5 separate regions of the Homo sapiens genome follow, and regions 1, 2, 3 and 4 are each linked to region 5. The links are chromatin contacts, found by Hi-C or POLR2A ChIA-PET in ENCODE. All regions are on one chromosome and are shown on one strand. Each heading gives the region's core, a stretch centred on a gene start or an enhancer-like site at or near the end of the contact. The rest is flanking DNA. Distances are from core to core; before and after follow the strand shown. Region 1 holds the start of GLIPR1L2 (GLIPR1 like 2). Region 2 holds the start of KRR1 (KRR1 small subunit processome component). Region 3 has its middle 97 kb from the start of PHLDA1-AS1. Region 4 overlaps LOC105369844 (a long non-coding RNA gene). Region 5 holds the start of E2F7 (E2F transcription factor 7).

Region 1 (2,700 bases), core at 59-2,558, 1.7 Mb before region 5:
AGCAATAGAATTTTGGCTTTGTATTTATCACGTTTTAAATACTGCCTGATTGCTAATTCACTAAATTGTAAGCTGCTTGAAAGCTGGATCTGTGTCTTGTCTACTGATCTTTCTCAATCACTTAAAACTTACTACTATGCAGTCATAGTAGTAAGTATTCAAGGGCATAAATGAAACCATCTTACATAGGTCTATTGTTTTTCAATTGTGTGCATCACAGACAATTTTTAAAAGCACTTTTCTTTTTATAAATGTTTGGCTAACCTGTTACAATGTTTTGTAGTAAAATTCTCTCCCAATGTCAATTTTCCATATCTGCTTAATGCTATTAAGCACAATATGTAATATGCAAACGTGTATTCCAAAACTAATACTTGCTTTTTTTCCATGCTTAGAATTTAAAGTCTTCAAAGCAAGTTGGTTTTGTTTTGTTTTGTTTTTGAGGAAAATGTTTGGAGGTAAACAGATCAGACCAAAATCAGCTAGATATTAGCCAATTTTGTCTGGAACAAAAAAAGAAAACAAAAGAGTTCGTTCTTACTGTGAATGCCACAATTAGTGAAAAAGATGAATCTTGATATTCCGGGCTGTCTGAATTGTGCTGATGAGAGAAGAAGTAGAAATGTTTTAACCTTTGAAGAGTTTGGTGATCCCTACTCTCCCTTCACTCCCATTTATTTTGTGGTTTCCCACAAAGGTTCATTTAAAAACTGAAAAAAATCTCATCAATTAAGTTGGCCTTAAGAACTTCTTTGGCCTTAAGAACTAGCAATATTTCTGTATTCCATTCTGTCCCTGAGGAAAATAAAAGGCAGGCCCTGCACCAAATTTCCAACTCAACAGGTAATGGGGAAAAAAAATTTAATTGAATTTGTATCTGTATCGCAGAAAAATCATTTCACCTGGCACAATTAGAAGGTTCCTCAGACCTGTTACTCAGCAATTGGCATTTACCATACAAACTGATGACTCATTAATAACGACATATCATTCAGTGTCAGAAATCAATTCGGGATAACATTTCACTACATTAGTTTAGTGAAAAGGGCTTACTCACGTAACACAAGTCTTTCTTTAGTTTGTCAGACATCTATTACCAGCTTTCTTCACTCTGCAGGTCTAGCTTTCCCCTCCTCTCCCCCTCCCCTACCCACTCTCCCCTCCCTCTTCTCTCCTCCCTCCTCCTTACCCCCTCCTCCCTCCTTTGTTTTTCCCTCCTCCCTCCTCCCTTTCTCCTTCCGGGAGGCGGGACAAGGCTTGCTTGCGTCCTCCGTAGATTGGCAGGTCACTGGGACGGCCAGCGCGTGCGCACTGGCCTGTCAGCGGCCGGTGGACCATGGAGGCCGCAAGGCCCTTCGCCCGGGAGTGGAGGGCCCAGTCCCTACCCCTGGCAGTAGGGGGCGTTTTGAAGCTGCGGCTCTGTGAGCTGTGGCTACTGCTACTGGGTTCTAGTTTGAACGCCAGATTTTTGCCAGACGAGGAGGACGTAGACTTTATCAACGAGTACGTGAACCTCCACAATGAGCTGCGGGGCGACGTCATTCCCCGAGGGTCTAACTTGCGCTTCATGGTGAGGCCGGAAGGCGGTTTGCCGACCCTTCCACTACCGTTGCCACAACGCCTCCCTGGATCTCGGGTAGTTGGGGCCACTGCTCTGAGGCTGAAGGATCGCGGAGAACCGCACTTTTAGCTTGGTTTTTAAAGTACACGTGAAGTTTACACAGAGAAAAACTGCGGACACTCTAACACATGCTTATTACCATGATATTACACAGGGCCAGGACTAAGGTGATGGAGGCACTGGCCTGAAGTGCAGATTTTAAGGGGGCGCCAATTCAAGAAAATGATATTTTAATGCAACGGGTTTTTAAAAATTAAAAATCAGTGCAAAAATATCAATATCAAGGGTAAAGAAAATGTTAAAAAATTTAACAAAGACAGGTTCCTTGGGTCTGGATTAGGGAAAAACAAGTGCGACACTCTCAGGGTGGTGCAAATCAAGATGAGATTCTGTTTGTATTTGAAATTTTTATTTTTAGCTTTTTCCATCATCGATGTCACATTAGCTTTGCCTTTTAAAAATGTTTGTTATCTTGATTTTTTTTTTTTGTGCCCATTCCAAATTTGGCTCCTAAGGAAGTGTCTCAGTTTCCTCACCCTAGTCTTGACCCTGATTTTGCCTTACCTTACAATGCGGTTCTTGCTTTCCCCCTCTTTTACACCCTATAGTCATTTAACAACTCAACTATTCCCTGGTTGCTATTGAGTTTTCCTGACTGTCATTAAAATGACTGAAAATCCGGCAAATAAATAACTGTCCTCTTAGGGAATTAGAAGCTTCAAACTTATAAATTATATTGCAAGGACTACTTTCCTAGACATGTCTTTTCTTCCTTCAGCATTAGTTCTTAGCACAAATTTCAGAAATGGGATAAATAAATTAAGGGTATGATATTTTTTATTAATTTAACACATAGCAATTGCTATGCTAAAGGGTAGTGCCAAATTTAGCAAATACCAGCTGTTCTGTTTTCACCACATCCTCACTGATTTGGACATGTTCAATTACTTGCTAAATGAATAAATTACAAAAATGGTCATTTGTTTTAATGTTGATTTTAAAATACTATTTTGATAGGACATACTTGAGTTCTTTCTTCGTCATTTCCTTTACCTTTTATATTGTCAGCATTTCCATGT
Region 2 (2,700 bases), core at 32-2,531, 1.6 Mb before region 5:
AAGATGTTTTAGCAGTATTGTTTATAATTGCAAGCAATTGGGAACAATCCAAATGTCCACCGATAGTAAAATGAAAAAATAAATTGGGGTATATTCATACAAGGAAACACCACATAACAGTGAAAAGACTAAAACTACACCCGCAAGTATCACCCTGTTTGAAAAACAAAAAGCTAAATCTAAGAAGACACAGAAAAATGCATACGGTCCACTTTCATGTATATAAAATTAAAAAACAGGCTAAATTAAGCCACTTCATGACTACAAGAAGAGGAACAGAATGCAACACAATTCAGGGTGGTTACGTCTGATACAGGAAAAGAGAATATGATCTGAGAGGTGCACGTAAGGGTTTGAGGGGTATGGTAATGCTCTATTTTACTTAGTCTGAATGCTAGTTTCCCGCATGGTTTTATTAAACTCTATATAAGTTGTATCCCCTGCTATGTACGTTACATAATCATTTAATGAGCAACAACAAAGAAACTTTGAATACTTTCCCAATGCATCTAAATTGAGAGTTCAATGTTTTTAACACTTCCTATAAGCCTGGTTGAACAGATCCCCAGGCTATTTATGACTTCTCTATCATTCACACTGAAGAAAACGGGTAAAACCAGACTACAACGCAGGAGTTAACAATTAAAAGGTAACACAACCTAAACAGTAAGGGCTGTGTCGTCTAATATTTTAGCATCTGACAAACAGGAATTGATAATCTTTCAAAATGTCTTTACTGACAAACTAGAGCTAAGGACATGTCGGATAGCTCCTTTCCCCATACCTCACCCCATTATCAGGGTCCACTCTTGTATATCATGACTACCTATTCCCACCTCACCCTATTCCTCATTCCGTCAGTGACTTTCAGCCACCCGCAGGCTTACAAGGTTCTGCGTCGCCCTAGGCATTTTCTTAATACTCATCCTTTTACAAAAGACGTAATCCGCAACAGCTTCGCTTTGGGGACCCTTTAGCAAAAGCAATGAATTAGGAACACCTGGGTGGCACCATATCGGCCAGCCGTTCCTGTGGGCCCAGCCAAAATCTTATCAGCGATTATTCAGGTACTCAACTACACAGTACAGGCTCCAGGTGGTTTTATAAGTCCACGAGGAACGAAAGAAAAAAACATCGCAACTCAACGTACACAAACCCCAGGCTTCGGTTCCCACATAACATCACCTTGGTTCTCCGGCTTCGGCTTCTGGTTACGAAATTCACTTTTTCCAGCGCCTTTTTCTGGCCGCTCCAGCGAGGGAGACGCCATTTGCAAGCTGCTTCCGGTGGCTCCGGAAATGAAACTGTTCTTAAACCCTACCGGCTAAAACGCCTACACTCAAAATGAGTTCCGCGGAACTCAGACGAGGAGATCTGCGCAGTCTCCGTGCGTACGTGCGTTAAGCCCGCGCTTTTACACAAACCACAGCTTCTCCTACGTGGCCAATGAAGAGCCGGAGACTTTCTCCCAGTATGCCCTGAAACCATGGAGTTTGCGTACTGGGACTTGTAGTTTAGCAGGCGGTATAGGCAAATTGGATACTGTTTTATCCGTAGTTTCCTCGTGGCCTCACGGCCTAACCTGGACCATCGGACAGCGGAGTGCTACCAACCTGTCATTGATGTCATTCATTCTTTCGATAAATATTTATATGTTGGCCAAATATGCGCTAGATGTTGGGAGGAAGTACAAATATGAGAATACAATGTATATTGGGCCTCCACTGCAACAAGTGACAGGAATAGCTACTATTTATTGTGAGACTACTTTGTTTCAGTACTTTATTTACATTATTTCTAATTTTAAAAACAGTGACAAAATTAAACTTTTCAAAGTTGTTTCTGATGGTAATCTTCCCGAGTGTTGGTATTTCTCTAAGTCAGAGGGATGGTAATTCAACATCCTGACGTTTCTGAAGTATTTCAACTAGCCTAAGATTTCTCAAAATCTCTAAACTCCTTTTCTACCCCCAACATTACATAGGGCTAAGATGTGTAGAGAGGTTCATCACTAACTACAAATAACTACACTTTTGGAAGTATAAGAGTTCTTCGACATGCCAAATATAAGATTTTTTTAAATTTTGATTTTATTGCTTGCATTTCTAAAATTTTCTGCAGCAAATAGGGAAAGTCTTTGATAGGTTAAATTCCTTGCATTAGTGAAATACACGTTTGTCTGATAAATCCACTCTCGTGTATCTTATACAATAATTTAGGTTTTCATATATGAGATCCAGGTATGAAACAGATTGTTACATATGGACAGAAGAACCCACGACAGAGGGGTTTTTTGTTTTTATCCTGTGAGTTTTATAAATGACAGGGATTTTATCTCTGTTCTTTTAATTTCCTCAAAAAATGATAAATTCCTAAAATAGAACAGATAGCAGCAGGTGAAAGTTATAAAGTGAGGAGTACACCTCATGAAGCAGGTTTTTATCATTCTTATTTTAAGTAACTCAATCACTAATAAGTGGAAGGCCCGTCTTCAAGTTCAGGCAGTTTGACCTAGCAGCTTCAGGGGGCTACTATTCATTAGGAGCTTCAAATGTGTTAGAGGGCTGATAGGGATTAAGGGGAGGGAATAGTCTAGAAATAATATTTGTGTTAAAGCCCTTTATTTTATAGCAAAATTTTCTACATAGGCTTTTCTTCCCATTTACGTGTATATTTTTAATCTTAGTATTGCTATTATTT
Region 3 (2,700 bases), core at 139-2,638, 1.1 Mb before region 5:
AGGCTGTCAAATTCCTGTGACACTAAAACCAGGAATATAGACTGATGATGGGAGATTAACACTTTCATAGCACCATCAGTTCCTATTTTCCTACAACCACATTCATTGCTATTTACCTATTTTTATCAGCCATTTTTGACCCTTCAGACCCAGAAAAGATTGGCAACTAAAATAAGCTATGCAAAAGAAAAATCCAAAGAATACTTTTTCCTCCTAAATTAGCAGACCCAACATATCTAAATATTAAACACCACCTAAAAACAAGGCAGTATTCAATAAAAATCTCTGCATTTCTTCCCACACTATCTACCCAGCAGGATGATACAAAAAATTATAAAGAAATAGAGTCCAAAATACAACGCTTGCATAAGTTTTAAAAGCATTGCTTGATATGCAAAGATACTAAAAAACAAAAGAAAAAATGTGCTATATTAAATGACAAGCAAAAACTTGATCGCTGTATGTTAATTATGTGTTATTCCAAAGAAATACAGGAAGAAAGGCTATAGCTGAAAGATCAAGAGTTGGCAGAATTGTTTATTGCTAAATTCTCTGTGAAGCAGCCTTATAAATGAGCCTTTCAGTAAATTCATTAACTAGCTGGTCTCAGTCTTAAACTGTCTGGCAAGGAATTGTGCTTATTGGCTAATAAGGCTAGCAACACCCTAAATGTGTTTGCTCATATACATTAATTCACTCAAAAAGTAATTAACGGGTCTAAAAGACTCAGTTCTGGGAGTCCTACTGACGTATGTGGTATAGCCATCCCATATTTTCCATGTTAACAAACTCTTTTCCATTGCATCTGGCTGAAGGCATCGCCTATCCTGGTGTTTATGACTCATGTAGTAGGGCCAAGACTGTTGCTCAAACAAGTTCTGATGGTTGAAACATTAGCCAGCAAGCCCCTTGGCCTCCCAGAAGCTCTAAGATGTCTTACTGTACCTCTTTCTCTGAATATCCTAAAATGCTGCTAACACTCGTCCCCCTGAACTATTATTGCTTTAACTGTATTTAAGGATGTTGCCTACAATTAGCTTTGAATATAGCAGTTTAGAGAGCAATATAAAAATGGTGTAAATGGTCAGTGAATGCATGAATGATCAATACATCAGAAAAGTGAAAAAAAAAAAAACTGGAACTGGTTAAAAGTTTTCAAAATAATTATTTCATAGGAACATTAATGAATACTTCATCTGGTCTCATGAAAAAGGAGTCAAGATCAAACAAAAGGAGTGTCTAATTATTAAACAACTATTTTTCTATGTTAGTGGAAACAAATCAAACTCTCAAACAATATGAAAACTATTTGTATACCTTTGGGAATATATATAAAAAAAATATGTGATGGATTCAGCTATGAAACAATGCTTTGTCTAACTGCCTGGTTACATGGTGCCTGAATAGAGGGTGAGGATGAGGAAAGAGATGACAAATCCACAGGAAATGATGAAAGAAATTCAGCCCAGGATTTGAAAATTACAATAAGTAATCTGCAATGCAGATAATCTACATAAAGAGTAAAGACAAATCACTGAAAACAGGCTGCATGCGGTGGCTCAAGCCTGTAATCCCAGCATTTTGGGAGGCCGAGGGGGGCAGATCACCTGAGGTCAGGAGTGCAAGACCAGCTTGGCCAACATGGAGTAACCCCATCTCTATTAAAATACAAAAATTAGCCGAGCATGATGATGGGTGCCTGTAATCCCAGCTACTCAGGAGGCTGAGACAGGAGAATCACTTGAACCCAGGAGATGGTAGCTGCAGTGAGCCGAGATCACACCACTGCACTCCAGCCTGGGGGGCTGAGCAAGACTCCATCTCAAAAAAAAAAAAAAAAAAAAAAAAAAAGAAAAGAAATTACTGAAAACAGCTAACTTCAAATTCAGCAAACTAAGTCAGATTCCGCTATGGCAAAGAGTTTGCCAAAAGTTATACTTTTGACCACAGTATTAGAATAGGAAGGAAGTAATACTGAAGACAAAATTCACTAAAATATTTTGGTTTCAGTTGGAACAAAAACATTCTCCTTTAAGGAACTGGTATTGTGGAGACTTGATGATATTCTAGGAAATGAAATGAGATAATGTTTTCGAAATAGCCCCACGATAATGTCAATGAGTAATTTCAGTTCTTATCACCATATGATGTGGTTAGTGAGCAGTACTGATACGGAGGGGAAAAAAAAGGTGTCAGAATGTTAAAAAAAAAAAAAAAAAAAAAAAGCCTCCCTCTCTCAGGAAAACAGCAATCAACAGCTACTGCTGCTGGACAAAAACCTAACACTTCTCAGTCATGGGGGAAAAATGTCTGAAAATGAGTTTCACTGTTTCTCAGCAAATGTTGGCTTAAATATCTTGGCTGTGCCCATCAGAATACCTATGCCCAGCTTCATAATCATAAAGAAAACAGGATTCCAGGTCATTTGTGCTACAAGAGACTCAAAAGGTCATTTGGCCCATGTCCAAATTGACACTAACTTTTCTCTATTACACAGCACACAAACTGCAGAGTCAGATCTATGGAACCAGGTCTTTCTCCTCTTCCTTGATCTATTTCTCTTCTTCTTTTAAAAATAACATAGATTGGCCAGGCATGGTGGCTCATGCCTGTAATCCCAGCACTTTGGGAGGCCAAGGCAGGTGGATCGCCTGAGGTCAGAAGTTCGACCCCAGTCTGGCCAACATAGTGAAACCCCAT
Region 4 (2,700 bases), core at 73-2,572, 1.4 Mb before region 5:
CCACTCAGCGAGTTAGCAGGAGCAGCAGGATGCAAATCTAGGTATAAGCAGAGTGTGAGTTTGGTGGTATGAAGGAAACACTGGAGCTGAACAAAAGATCATTGAAAAATCACTATTCACCTTACACTGAGGCCAATCTGCAAAATATTTTATCATTTATTAAACAATTTAAGCACTGAATCACAGACTATTTCCGGTACAAAATATTTAATAATGAGTGTATCGTGTGTGTGTGTGTGTGTGTGTGTGTACGTGTGTGTTTAAAGACAGGATTACTTATCGTTAGGAATAGGTTATTTTCCATAAAAAGGAAGTTTGGGCATATGGTACTGATTAAAAATGTTACTATGGTATATATAAAATAAAAACAGAAAAATACCATCAGTTTGAAATCATATGAAAGAAAACATGGCATTTTTTGCCTAATCAATGTTTATTTACAAAATACTCTGCAGGTATTCACACCTTTTCTCCTGGAATTTAGAATGCAATTAGTCATACAACATAAACCTAAAGAAAAAAATTACAAGCGTAGTAAAAATGCAACTTGTTTAGAATTTTGAAAATTGTGTAGAAAAGAGTTTCACACAATTATTCAGCATGAACTAGCTTGTTGTTATCAGTCAACAATAACCAAAAAAGTCAAATGCCTTCATGGGAGGAACATTTCAAGGTAAACTATAGTCAACTGAGATTTTTTAATATCTCAAGCTCAAAAGCAAGAGCATATATCCGAAAATCAAGTATTAATGATTTATTTATATCTCTTAACAGTGTTGTGGCAATTGAGGGAAAGGAAGGAGGTAATATGAAATGAGGAGATAGCTAGATGATATTTATGGAATGCATATAATTCAGGCATAATTATTTTCATGTTGGTTTTATGAAAACTTATAGTACATTATAACTAATCATGTTCCAGAAAATGCAAATAAGATAATAGTTGAGAAGGAATAGACATCAAATGCTTCTTTAATAAACCACAGCCATTTTCTCTAAGCAGGGAAAATGCTTTAATTGAATTTCATCTTATTAGAAAGACATTATTTCCTCCAGAGTCATAAAGTATATACAAGGAAGATTAGGAATTGTGCCTGTTGGGGCTATTTTGTAAGCACCACAATCTACTGTGGTGCTACTGTGGCTAGCGTAGGTAGAAAAATGAATTTATTGAAAGATATTAGACAGCTCAGAGAACTGTTGGGTGGGCTGAGGAATAGTCTCAAGATTAGCCCCTCCGGAACCATTCCTCAGAACCACACCAAAGAACTGGCCTGAGCAGGAAGTTACCATGGCCACCACCACCCCCACATTAGCAAAAGGAATGAATCATCCCCAGTTTGTTTCTTGCTACAGTTCACCTCCACGGTTAAGTCTCACTTCCGCCTCTAACTTACAAAACCATAGTTACACATCTGCAGCTTAGCCACAAGGGAGTCTGAGAATGCAGATTTTTTTTTTTTCTTTTCAAATTACCCTTGGAAAATGGAGCTCACAATGTGGAGAAGTATCAAATGAATAGAGGGTGTTGAAGGCATGTGGAAAATTTGGTAGGCAAAATTCTAAGATCTTCCACTATCTCCACTCCCTGATGTTATACCCAAGATTAGTTATATGGCAACAGGGATTTTGTAGATGTAATTAAGGGCCCTAAATAGTTTACTTTGAGTTCATCAAAAGGGTGATTATCCTTGGTGGGCTTGACCTAACCAGGTGAACCCTTAGAAGAGAATGTGCCCTTTCTGAGAGGAGATTTGAAGCATAAGAGAATTTTCCTGCTGGTCTTAAAGACACAAAGTCCACAAGATCGACAGCTGCAGGGAAACAAATTCTGCCAATGACCCCATGAGCTTGGAAGAGGGTCCTAAGCCTCAGATAAGACCCCAGCCCCAGCTGACACCTTAATTTTAGCCTTACAGGACCCTGAACAGAGAACCTAGTTATATTCTACCCAGAATTCCAACCAACAAAGCTATGAGATAATAAGCTAAGTTTTAAGCCACTAAGCTTGTGGTAATGTGTTATGCAGCAATATAAAATTAATCCAGGCAGCTACCAATGACAGGCATCTCTGAGAGTTGTCATGTATCAATGTTGGATAATAAATTATCCATAATCTTGTTAAGCATTTCCAAAAGGCAAAATAATTATAGTAAAGGTAATTTATATTTTCATAACCATTGTTAACTTCTCTTTAGGTACTATTCAGTGGTTACTCTCTGGTATAAACTGAGATTTAGAAATAAAAAAAGAAAACAGTTATTTAACAAATTTTTTGTACTACAATGTATTATCTAAATATGTGTGTGTGTGTGTGTGTGTGTGTGTGTGTGTGTGTGTGTCCAAGAGCTTATTACTATGGTAAAAATTAAAATATAAGTTTGATTTTATAACACCCATAATAAAAATATCTATCAGGAAGGACAGCTATAAGAAAAAGAAGGAAAATAAGCAAGTTAATAAGGAGGCAAACCAACTTTCTAATTGAGGAACAATTTATCACATGGTTTCATGCAGCTTACATTCTGACTAATTGATCATAATTTTATCAACCACGAGGTTAACAAGTAAAATATTCCTGGAATAGAAATAGACATGCTCTTACTCATCTCCCACAGCAGTTTCTTTAATGACATCTAAGAAAACAGCACAGTTCTAAAAACAATAATTACAGTCCATTTTAAAAAATTAGTTGAAATT
Region 5 (2,700 bases), core at 175-2,674:
GAAGACATTTCACAGCACTTTAATAATCCAGCATTTATGCCTGCAAAGGTCTATTTTCCTGGGAACTGAGGCTTAGCATTCCTACAGAGCACTAGCTACACCACCCTTGACAACTGTATTATAAACTTTGATTGCTGTAGCCAGCATATTTTTGACTTATATAAATTGGTTACAACATTACATGTAACCTTGCCTATTTTTCCCACTATATCTGAGAGTAGAATTCCAACAATAATGGTTTGGATGGCTCTATTTTTAAAAAAGAATGTTTCTATAATGTTTATCAATATTAATTATTATGCTTAAATACAAATACAAATGGCATGTTGGAACACTTAATTGAATTCAACATCACCATCCTTAACATATTAGAAACTAAGGTGTTTATGTTTGCTTACCTTTTGTGCATTTTCCCCATCTTCAACTGCAAAATCTAGTCTGGGCTGCCTGGGGCTGATCAGGTCTTTTAGTGTTAAACAATTTACCTCCATCTGTAATGCACAATTACACTAGAAAATGATTTTGCAATTAGGTATTTTTTCCTCAAACAAAAATATCTACATATGTGTTACTTGTTTGTCAATATGAAATTCCCCCTTCTCTAAGCACATCCTGGGCATTTCCAGGAGTTGTAGCCACCCTCAACTTTCTAAAACTCACGCGAACAAACTCAAACACCTAAAGTGTGCTTAGTAATACTGAAAATCTGGGAAGAAAAAAATCTACAAAAATAGTAACTCCTTATGAAAAGCTAGATGGCAAAATAAAGTTACCAAGTCGGAAGGGTGTTGGGCAAATCTGTCAGAAAAGTACAGGGTCTCCCAGGTCAGTTAATTTTGGCGCAAAGAACTGAGAGGAATTCGGCTTTGAGGGGTTTTGAATCGGGGGAAGGAAACCCGATCGCTAGACCAAACCCACTCAGCGCTGAGCGCAGCCCCTTCCCAGGCCTCCAAGCAGATCCCCCAAATAAACTTCTCCAATGAAAGCTCCAAGTTGTGGGGAAGGGCAAATCCCCTCTACTGCCGGGCCGGAGTGAGAGCTGCACCCGGCACACCCTCTGCGCACCGGGTTCCCCGGCAGAAACACCTCGAGCCCTCGCCAGCCGGGGGACGTGAGGAGTGGCAGGCTGGCAGCCGGGGCGGGAGTGGGCCCTGTATCCCAATTCCCGCCTCCCCACTGGCGCTGGGGCCGCACGCTTACCCCTGCTTTCCTAAGGAGGCTTCCTGCCTCTGCAGGGACCTCCACGGACCCAAGCCGATGAGGGAAGGTGGTGCGGCGATCAGCAGCCGGGCGGCGGCATCGGGAAGGGAGAGCGAGGCGCGCAGATCCCCGCGCCGAGTGCCCTGGGCTGGCGGGGACCCCGCGGCGTCCGGGCAGCGCCAGCGCTCAGACCGGCCGAGCGCAACTCCAGCCTGGATCGTAGTCCCCGCTAAAACACCTCCTCTGGCGCCTTGAGACCGAATTTGAGAATCCACCAATCAGCGGCGGCCGGCGGGGCGGCCCCGGCCAATCGTGCGGCGGCACGGCCCGGGCTCACCGCCCCTCGGAGTCTTGGCGCTCCGAGCCGCGCGTTTTGCCCTCACCCGCCCAATTGTTGCCGCCTCGGCCCCCTCCCCCTTCCGGGTACCTGGAAACCTCGGGCCCGGGAGCCAATTCCTGCTGGGGACGCGGGCCCCGGCGGCCGCGGGAAGCCAAGGTGGGGGCGGCGCGGGGCGGCGCGGGGCGGCGGGAGAAGGAAGAGGAGGAGGAGGGCTCTTTTGTTATGCATAGAAGACCCGCGCACGTCCCCGCGGCTTGCCGCGCCCGGGGACCCCGGGCACAGCCAGAGGACAGGAAAGCAGATGGGGTTTGGAAGAACGATCTACACCCTCTGGATGCTGCTGCCGCCATCCCCGCCCGCCCTCAGCAACCTGTGCGGAAGCGGAGTTGTCCAGACTTGCCGGGGCAAACTTCTTAACATCGCACGCTGGTGTGACACATGAACCATGGTTACCGCTCTGCTGCGAGCAGATGGCACGCCAGTTAGCCCTGGAGACAAGACTGGAAGCCAAACCAGAAGTTTTTCTAACTTTTTTTTGTTTGTTTGTTTTGTGTGTGTGGCAAATCCGGAAATGTTTTTTGGTGTTCCCTTTTCGGCAAATTGCAAATAATTAGGAGGGAAAAAGCTTTATATAAAAAAGTAGTTCTTTGCAATAGGGACTAGCATTCTGGGAGACAGTCTAGAAAATTTCCTCAACACCACTGATCTGTATTAAATGTTTCACTTCTTTCATCCTACAGTTTCTTGTTTAAAATATGAATGTTGGTAGAGATGGACTTTTTACAAAACAGACTTTATTGTTTAGAAGTTTTCAATTTACAGAAAAATTGAGATAGTACCAAGAATTCCCATATATTCAGCACCCAATTTCACCCACTATTAACATTTTGTGTTAGTATAGAATATTTTTTGAAATTAATGATCTAATATTGGTACATTCTTCTGAGCTCAAGTCATTACTTTATTCAGATTTACTTAATTTTTTCCTAATGGCCCTTTTTTCTGTTCAGGATACCACATTACCTTTAGTTCCTATGTCTCTAGGCTCCTCTTGGCTATGACAGTTTCTCATACTTTCCTCATTTTTGATACCTGGACATTTTTGAGTAGTATTGGTCAAGTATTTTGTAAGATATCCCTCAACTGAAATGTGAGACAGC

The links. Hi-C counts contacts between places; a loop is a spot of excess contacts on that map. ChIA-PET counts read pairs that join two places held with the same protein, here RNA polymerase II (POLR2A). Pooled maps may share reads with other maps.
Region 1: a loop to region 5 is called in a map of ascending aorta, with 5 times the contacts of the local background. The contact joins the promoter of GLIPR1L2 here to the promoter of E2F7 in region 5. A Hi-C loop is called at or near these places in 1 of 168 maps with a recorded cell type or tissue (ascending aorta), 9 of 37 single-sample maps with no recorded cell type and 8 of 50 pooled maps.
Region 2: a map of B cell shows a loop between it and region 5 (7-fold over the local background). The contact joins the promoter of KRR1 here to the promoter of E2F7 in region 5. A Hi-C loop is called at or near these places in 2 of 168 maps with a recorded cell type or tissue (B cell and naive thymus-derived CD4-positive, alpha-beta T cell), 3 of 37 single-sample maps with no recorded cell type and 10 of 50 pooled maps.
Region 3: a loop to region 5 is called in a map with no recorded cell type, with 11 times the contacts of the local background. The contact joins the enhancer-like site here to the promoter of E2F7 in region 5. A Hi-C loop is called at or near these places in 3 of 37 single-sample maps with no recorded cell type and 8 of 50 pooled maps. POLR2A ChIA-PET finds 5 or more read pairs at or near these places in 1 of 52 experiments (H1).
Region 4: a pooled map shows a loop between it and region 5 (6-fold over the local background). The contact joins the enhancer-like site here to the promoter of E2F7 in region 5. A Hi-C loop is called at or near these places in 3 of 37 single-sample maps with no recorded cell type and 4 of 50 pooled maps.

What each region holds. Positions count from the first base shown.
Region 1 is chr12:75,389,781-75,392,480 of GRCh38, forward strand. GLIPR1L2 (GLIPR1 like 2) reads left to right here and starts at 1,309. Exons shown (of 6, transcript NM_001270396.2): 1 at 1,309-1,570. The coding sequence starts at 1,337. It also overlaps a transcript of CAPS2 not described here. RefSeq lists a silencer at 1,111-1,283 and an enhancer at 1,241-1,370.
Region 2 is chr12:75,510,328-75,513,027 of GRCh38, forward strand. It overlaps KRR1 (KRR1 small subunit processome component), which reads right to left and starts at 1,282. Exons shown (of 10, transcript NM_007043.7): 1 at 1,186-1,282. The coding sequence starts at 1,270. RefSeq lists enhancers at 495-1,039, 1,040-1,583, 1,090-1,249.
Region 3 is chr12:75,932,508-75,935,207 of GRCh38, forward strand. No RefSeq gene overlaps it. Among named protein-coding and RNA genes, the nearest start is that of PHLDA1-AS1, 97 kb to the right of the region's middle. Within about 2 kb of position 1,389, at least 5 of the 41 ENCODE cell types and tissues checked have a DNase peak (open chromatin) inside an H3K27ac peak, as active enhancers do.
Region 4 is chr12:75,639,874-75,642,573 of GRCh38, forward strand. The region is part of intron 8 of LOC105369844 (a long non-coding RNA gene); the gene reads right to left. Among named protein-coding and RNA genes, the nearest start is that of KRR1, 130 kb to the left of the region's middle. RefSeq lists a silencer at 2,382-2,582. Within about 2 kb of position 1,323, at least 5 of the 41 ENCODE cell types and tissues checked have a DNase peak (open chromatin) inside an H3K27ac peak, as active enhancers do.
Region 5 is chr12:77,064,145-77,066,844 of GRCh38, forward strand. It overlaps E2F7 (E2F transcription factor 7), which reads right to left and starts at 1,425. Exons shown (of 13, transcript NM_203394.3): 1 at 1,201-1,425; 2 at 399-491. The coding sequence starts at 491. RefSeq lists silencers at 1,265-1,314, 1,335-1,764 and enhancers at 1,373-2,079, 1,815-2,044.